Regions from separate parts of the Mus musculus genome. Here region 1 is linked to region 2. The links are chromatin contacts, found by Hi-C or POLR2A ChIA-PET in ENCODE. All regions are on one chromosome and are shown on one strand. The core of a region is the stretch at or near the end of the contact, and the rest is flanking DNA. Distances in the headings are between cores, read along the strand shown. Region 1 holds the start of Akap12 (A kinase (PRKA) anchor protein (gravin) 12). Region 2 has its middle 9.8 kb from the start of Gm25369.

The links. A loop is a pair of places that touch in the nucleus more often than their neighbours do. ChIA-PET counts read pairs that join two places held with the same protein, here RNA polymerase II (POLR2A).
Region 1: a map of Patski shows a loop between it and region 2 (2.6-fold over the local background). The contact joins the promoter of Akap12 here to the enhancer-like site in region 2. A Hi-C loop is called at or near these places in 1 of 37 maps with a recorded cell type or tissue (Patski). POLR2A ChIA-PET finds 5 or more read pairs at or near these places in 2 of 5 experiments (Patski and embryonic stem cell).

What each region holds. Positions count from the first base shown.
Region 1 is chr10:4,264,634-4,268,082 of GRCm38, forward strand. It overlaps Akap12 (A kinase (PRKA) anchor protein (gravin) 12), which reads left to right and starts at 1,696. Exons shown (of 4, transcript NM_031185.3): 1 at 1,696-2,035. The coding sequence starts at 1,886.
Region 2 is chr10:4,158,324-4,161,755 of GRCm38, forward strand. It overlaps a transcript of Mthfd1l not described here. Among named protein-coding and RNA genes, the nearest start is that of Gm25369, 9.8 kb to the right of the region's middle. Within about 2 kb of position 1,533, at least 1 of the 3 ENCODE cell types and tissues checked has a DNase peak (open chromatin) inside an H3K27ac peak, as active enhancers do.

The sequences.
Region 1 (3,449 bases), core at 446-2,945, 110 kb after region 2:
TTTTTTGTTCTTTGTTTTGTTTTTTGAATAGTACCTGATACAAAATGAGAACTTTCAAGTTTGGGCCAGAGACATGGTTCAAAGCTAGAGTGTTTGTCTCAGAGTGCACAAGGCCTTGGGTTCCATCCCCCACCCCTCAGCACTGTAAGGGGTGGGGGAGGGGAGATGCTAATGTTCTCTAAATATTCAAAAATTAAATTGAAGTAGGGTGTGGTCTCAGTCTCACAAGTCTATACTGTCTTCCCTCCAGAGACTTGGCTACAACACTTATGGCTAGCCTGAACTAGATTGTGAGAAATTCTTTCTCAACAAACAAGACAAATTGAGATAGGTGACACACTTACAAATAACTAAAAGCAACTTGAAAGTCTGTTTCTAAATGAATGAACCCCAAAGAAACTGGCCTTCCGAAATAAGTGGAGAAACCAAATTTTATCCTGAAAAACCGAGTTGTTCCCAATAAACACTTAAATGACCATGAATAAGGACCAAGTGTTATTAGCTAAATTAATGTTTTCATTGATACTCAAGTAACCTGTATCAAATCTAGGGACAAGATATTTATCTGGCATCTAGATTCAATGCTCTTACTGATTTTAAATCACTAATTCCTTCACTCATCCACAGAGCCTCGCTTTGTGGCTCTCAGACTTGGCTGAAACTCACTCACTACCTACCCCATGCAGGCCTCAGGCTCAAGCTAACCCTCCAACTTCAGCCACTGAAGCATCAGGATTTCAGACACGAATCATGGCACCGGGCTCACCTGACATCATTTCATCTTTTCCCCCTAGCATTTTAATGCTTAGTGACGGGTAATCTAACAAAATTTCAATTTAAGACTTATTGGCTGCCATGTTAATACAATGAGTATTTAATCAAGTGGAGGAAGAAAACAGACAGGCCCTTTCTTTGCTAGTACGAGAGAAATCTTCGTGTTTTGATAATGCCGATGGCGACTAAGCAGACCTAAGCCAATGTGGTGTTTAAGCGTCGGGAGAGAGACGAATGGCCTGGATGTGTAACCTTCAGCATCAGACGCTCAAAGGACAGGCACATTTCCAGTAACAGCTTCATTTCCCCGCGCGTTCCCCGGGGAAAGAGGGCGGCGAGTTCTGTTGATGGCATCAGCTGACATCACTGGCTGGGATCATGGGGACGCTGGGCCCACCTCAGCGGTGGCCTGACTGCATCAACCTCTGGGTTTCCCAGCTCCTGCCACGTGAGCCGCCCTAATATGGCCAGGCTCAGGAGCAGCCCAGGAGGGCTTCCTTTCTCCGGCTGAAGGAGAGAAAGCTAGAAACAAATGCTTAAAGTCAAACCCAACCTGAAGAAAAGCAAATGGGGATTTGGGTTCCCGCCTGGTCAAATGTAAATCCTTAGTCTGCAGAAGATCCAACCTTGGGTTATCAATCATTACATTAAAAAAACAAAGCTTTTGCCCCCGCCCCCTTCTTTGCTGCTCCTGAACCTTCTGCAGCCCTGGGACAGACCCCAAACCCCTCGTCCCCCTTTAATGACCCGAGAAGCCCTGGGGGCGGGGTGGGCTGCTGGGGGCCTGGTGTCGGAGCCTCTGGTCCTAGCAGCCTAGGGGGAGATGCTGCAAGGCGTGTCTGGGCTGTGCTCATGTGATGAAGGGAGGGAAAAACAAGGAGGGGGGAGGAGGCTACGAGGTGGCTTTTTTTTTTTTTTTTTCTTTTAAGGAGTTTGCCACGAGCGCGTCCCCTTCATTCTCAGTCCGGGTGTGTTCTCAGCAGGATCGTGGAGAGCGGGTGCTCCTCACCCCTTAGTCCCTGTGGTCCTGGGCGCACATCTCCTCGCCCCTCTGCTTCTCCGCGGTCCCAGGAAGACGGCTAGCCGGCGAGAGTAGGAAAGCCACTGAGCCATGGGTGCAGGCAGTTCCACCGAGCAGCGGAGCCCCGAGCAGCCGGCGGAGAGCGACACGCCGAGCGAGCTGGAGCTCAGTGGCCATGGGCCCGCAGCGGAAGCGTCGGGAGCAGCTGGAGATCCCGCTGACGCGGACCCCGCCACCAAGGTAAGCTGCAGCCACCTGCCCGGGTGGGGCGGGATGGAGATGGGGCGTCCCGGCGGTTTCCGCCTGCCACAACTTCCCGCCGGTACAGCCCATCTGCAAACTCGAGCGCAGCCCTGTGCAGTCTCTGGGGTCTTTTGCACCGGGGCGGGGCTGGCATCTTTGTGGAGGGTCTCTAAGGGCGGCGACCTAGCCAGCCCTTCTGCAACCATCATATCTGCCCTGACCGCCGTTCTCTAGTCTTTCTTCTCTCTTCCGGTGGGCTGGCAGCCTGGGGGATGGCCGGTGGGGCATCCGTAAGAATTGACCACGGCCAGGCTTCTTAAGCCACTTTACACACCCCTAGATCCCAGGTCCCAGAGTGGGGAAGTCGGGACCTGCTTTGAAGCAGGGCAAACCTAGGTTCTAGGTTCCCCGCCCAGTGTTGGCCTTGATACCAGCTTCCACCCGGGCCACCAGGTCTGGTACCCAGAGTCCTGCGGCAGCGCCTGGGACACCGCCTAGCTAATGCAGAGAGCCATGCATGTAGCTCTCTTCCAGACAGAGAGAACCGGAGCAGAAGCACGAATGGAGGGATAGGCAAAGCTCCTGGAGTCCTGTCTCCCTTTCTCACAGTTTACTGCCTGTGGACTCAGTTGGATAAACAAACATTGGAGTTAGAAGTTCTGCACGGATGTAGGAAAAGGCTTAAGTAAGCGTTCCTTGCACTCTTTCTGTCGAGTCCACTGTAAAGCTCTAGATATACTGCATTTTATAGGGATGCTTAGTTTGAGACTGGAATATTTGACCCTGCCCTGCCCATCACAGCCTTTACCTTTGTGTCTTGCTCTCATTATTGTATTTTACTTCTGTTCCTTTTGTTTTGTTATTGTTTAGGGTTGTTAATTAATTAATTTGCTTACTTGTTTTAAGACTGGGTCTCACTCTGTAGCCCAGGGCTGGTTTGGAACTCACTAGCTAGCCCAACTAGTGGCAGTCCTCCTGCCTCAGCCTCTCAAATGATTTCATAGCCACGCCCGGATGGCAACATTGCCTGTTGGCTGTTTTCCAGCACGTGTTTGTGAGCAAGAGTTCGCTCGGGTGGATTTAAGATAGTTTTACAGAAACGTGTTGAACAACCAAACAACTTAAAGGAAAAACCAACCAATTTCAGAATTTGGTGATAGAGAGCAGCGAGGACCTTTAGAAATGGGTCAGGAAGTGGAAACATCTTTGTGTGAGAATAAAACACTGAGTTCCAGGTAAATCTAACAGAGGTGGGACCTGATGGCTTTGAGCTCTTTATGTTGCCTAGTATAATGTAGGCTGGGTGGCCTCTCTTAACAGTTCCTGCCTCCAGTGTTTAACTCATCACCACTTATAAAGTCCAAAGTCCTCACTGCCTCAGATGCGCAGGTCTTCTGAGAGACTTCTGCCA
Region 2 (3,432 bases), core at 283-2,782:
TGTCTCAAAGATAGATAAGATAGATGGATAGATAGACAGAAGATAGATAGATAGATAGATAGATAGATAGATAGATAGATAGATAGATAGATGGATGGATGGATGGATGGATGGAGGGAGGGAGGGAGGGAGGGAGGGAGGGAGGGAGAGAGAGAGAGAGAGAGAGAGAGATAGATAGATAGATAGATAGATAGATAGATAATGAAGCTTGCTTCTCCTTTTTGAAGTCCATATGCCCCTGGGGATTTTTATTTTTAACACATTTACTAGATAATTATTCCCCAAGCTAAGGATTAAGAATTAACCTGACCTCCACTTTCACATCATCACTGAGCCAGCACAATACTAAACACACAGGAGGTCTAAGTAAATACTCCATGAAAGGTTGAATGATCACTGATGGCAGCAATGTCTGGCCCAGCGCCACCCCTGCTAAATGTTCCTGTTACAGCCCTGTCCCTTCCTCTCTCCCCTTCACAGCAAGTAACTCAGCCGATCGCCCGAGCTTTCTTCCCTAGGATCCCAAGTCCCCCAAGCCTAATTCCTTTACCTGTGTTTGACATAGGGACTCACTCTGTAGACCAGGTTAGCCTGCAACTCGAGATTCTCCTGTCCCTGCCTCCCACTGTTGCCCATACCCAGCTCCCAACTTACTTATACGACTCCTTAGAAAGATTCATTTAACAGCAATGGAGAGATGAGGTCATATGAGTTCCATAGCTCCCATCCCCACACCTCCGAACCTTGTCTAACAAGTCACCAAGAGCTGAGTAGACAGACACTCAGACAAGACATCAACACAGCTTGGAGGATAAAAGAGAGAAGGCTGAGGAAAGGCTCCCCAGAAATGGCTCTAGAAAGCATGAAGGGAGGCAGCAGGAGCTCCCTCAAAGAGCAGACGCTATATCTACAAGCAAGGCTTTGCGCCTACCTGTCAAGGGCTTCCCTCTAGGTTTTGCGTTTAATTTTTATAAAAATCAGATTCTGGTAAGGCTTCCCACAACAGTCTAGCCAGGCCTCTTGAGTACTCATCTCGTGATTAAGATGAGACTAAAGGCAAATTTGTTCCAAAAATGGGCCTGTGCCCCATCTCTGGTTTGGGACAATCCAACTCGGAGGAGAGCAGCAAGAGCACTCTGCCCTTGCCCGAGGTTACAGTGTTTATGTAACAAATCAGCTCAACTTAAATATTTCTCATCGCTTGTCAGGGCTGCAGACCTCTGCCCGGCACATCAACATGAATGTCATGTGTTTATGTAGCCCTGTGTGGGCATCTATGCTTATGCAAAAGGACCTCAAGGGTTCAAAGCCAGTTAATATTTTCAAGCATGCATCATGCCGCTTGCATGTTTGCTATAAAGATGGCAAAGAGACAATTTCTCAAAACCACCAGACTGAGTCGATTTGTGCGCACACTTGAGAGCAGAGTCATTTAATGAATGTGTGTTTGGCAAAGTCTTACAATTAAGGAATTTTTCTTCCTCGGTAATTGCCTGGGTCCTGATAATTCTCCTCTAAGTCAGTCTCCTGATGAGCCCCCGCCTTGAAAGAGACAATGTGTACCAGACAAAGAGCAGAGACAGACACGGTGAGAGAACATACAGGCTCTCCTGGGCTCAGAACAAGCCAACTAGAGAAATGCTTTCCAATTTCAGCATGGAGTTTGGAGCCAAAGGAGTTTACAGGGACCAGGGGGAAGTGGTGCACTCAGCACAGCATCCCCTCCTGCATCCTCCCTTTCCTTTCGGATGCATTTAGGGCCTCCTTTGAAGATCCGAGTTCCCAGAATATCCCAAGTACCTCCAACCTCAAACAGAGTGCAGAGATTAGTCCAAAGCCAAGAAGAAATTATTTTTAAATTATTCATACTACCTTGTTTGTCATTAGAACAGATAATTGAAGTAACTGTAAATATGTATACACAGAAGTTGACAGAAGAGAATTATCCACAGCAAACTACAGATGGACAGAGAAGCCCACTTAAGTACTAAATAATTAGAGAGGCTGGGAGCCAAGGATGGTGGGAGGTCACTAAGGAGTGTGGAACTGGGACAAAGCTGGAAGCGGCAGGACGTGGGACACAGGAGAGGGACGCTGGTGGTGGAGCAGGGGCTGGAAGTACAAGCCAAAGAGCCCGGCTTATGCAGGGAGAAAGCCGTGCACAGTGGGTTCTGGTTTCTGACAAGTCTGAACTCTGAGAGGCGGAAGTGACAGATAGAGCCTTTGACAAAAAGCAAGTGCAGGCTGTAGGAGACATCTCAGCTGCCCAGCCTGGACTGGCCGCACTGCAGAGCTAGATGCAAAGGTTCCCCGAGGCATGGCTGACCTTGCTCCGCTCTGCCATGCAGTCAGCGTTAGCGACTTTGTTTCATATCACTAGTACCCAAAGAATGGAGTGTGGTTGTGTGTGTGTGTGTGTGTGTGTGTGTGTGCTCGCTTCATGCATGCATGAGTGTGTACGTGCGAGTGTGTGTGTGTGTGTGTGTGTGTGTGTGTGTGTGTGTGCATGTGGTTTGTTGTTTATTTTTCAAGACAGGGTTTCTTTGTGTAGCCCTTGCTGTCTTGGAACTTACTATGTAGACCAGGCAGGTCTTGAACTCAGAGATCCAGAGACCTGTCTGCCTCTGCCTCTGGAGTGCTGGGATTAAAGGCATACACGACAACTGCCTAGCTTACTTAAAAAGTTTTTTAAAAATAATTTTTAAAGCTAATTTGTTCCACGTTGTTAAAATTCTTTTAAGTTCATAAATATAAGTCATGTAGATAAATGTTAGCTATGGCCATTCCTATAATGTAATATCTCCACTTTCCCCAGCTGGAAAGGAGGGCTGGGGAGGGCAGGGGTAGTAGACTGGGTATAGGGAGAGTTGGATAAGGGAGGGGAGGGGAGGGGAGGGGAGGAGAAGGCTGAAGAAGGTGGGATTGGGTATTGAACCCAGAGCTTCATGTGTTCTTTTTTTTTTAAGACTTATTTATTATATATAAATACACTGTAGCTGTCTTCAGACACTCCAGAAAAGGGTATCAGATCTCGTTATGGATAGTTGTGAGCCACCATGTGGTTGCTGGGATTTGAACTCAGGACCTTTGGAAGAGCAGTCAGTGCTCTTATCTACTGAGCCATCTCACCAGCCTGCCTCATGTGTTCTAAGCAAGCTGTACTACTGTACTACTAAGCTACCTGCCCAATAATAGCAGCATCAGAAAGCCACTGTCTAAGGGGCTCGATTTGCCTAACATGTTGATCCAGTCATTGTGCATTGAAATGAAGGGTTTTACTGTATGCCACAAATATGTATGATGTTTGATTCAAAGTAAAACTATACAGGTTTTTTAAGTCCTCAAAAACGACTCTTTCCTATAGTGAACAAATGGTGATTTGGAAAAGGAAAGATGCAACTGGCTACGGTTTGGCATTCTCCTCTTTAAAAG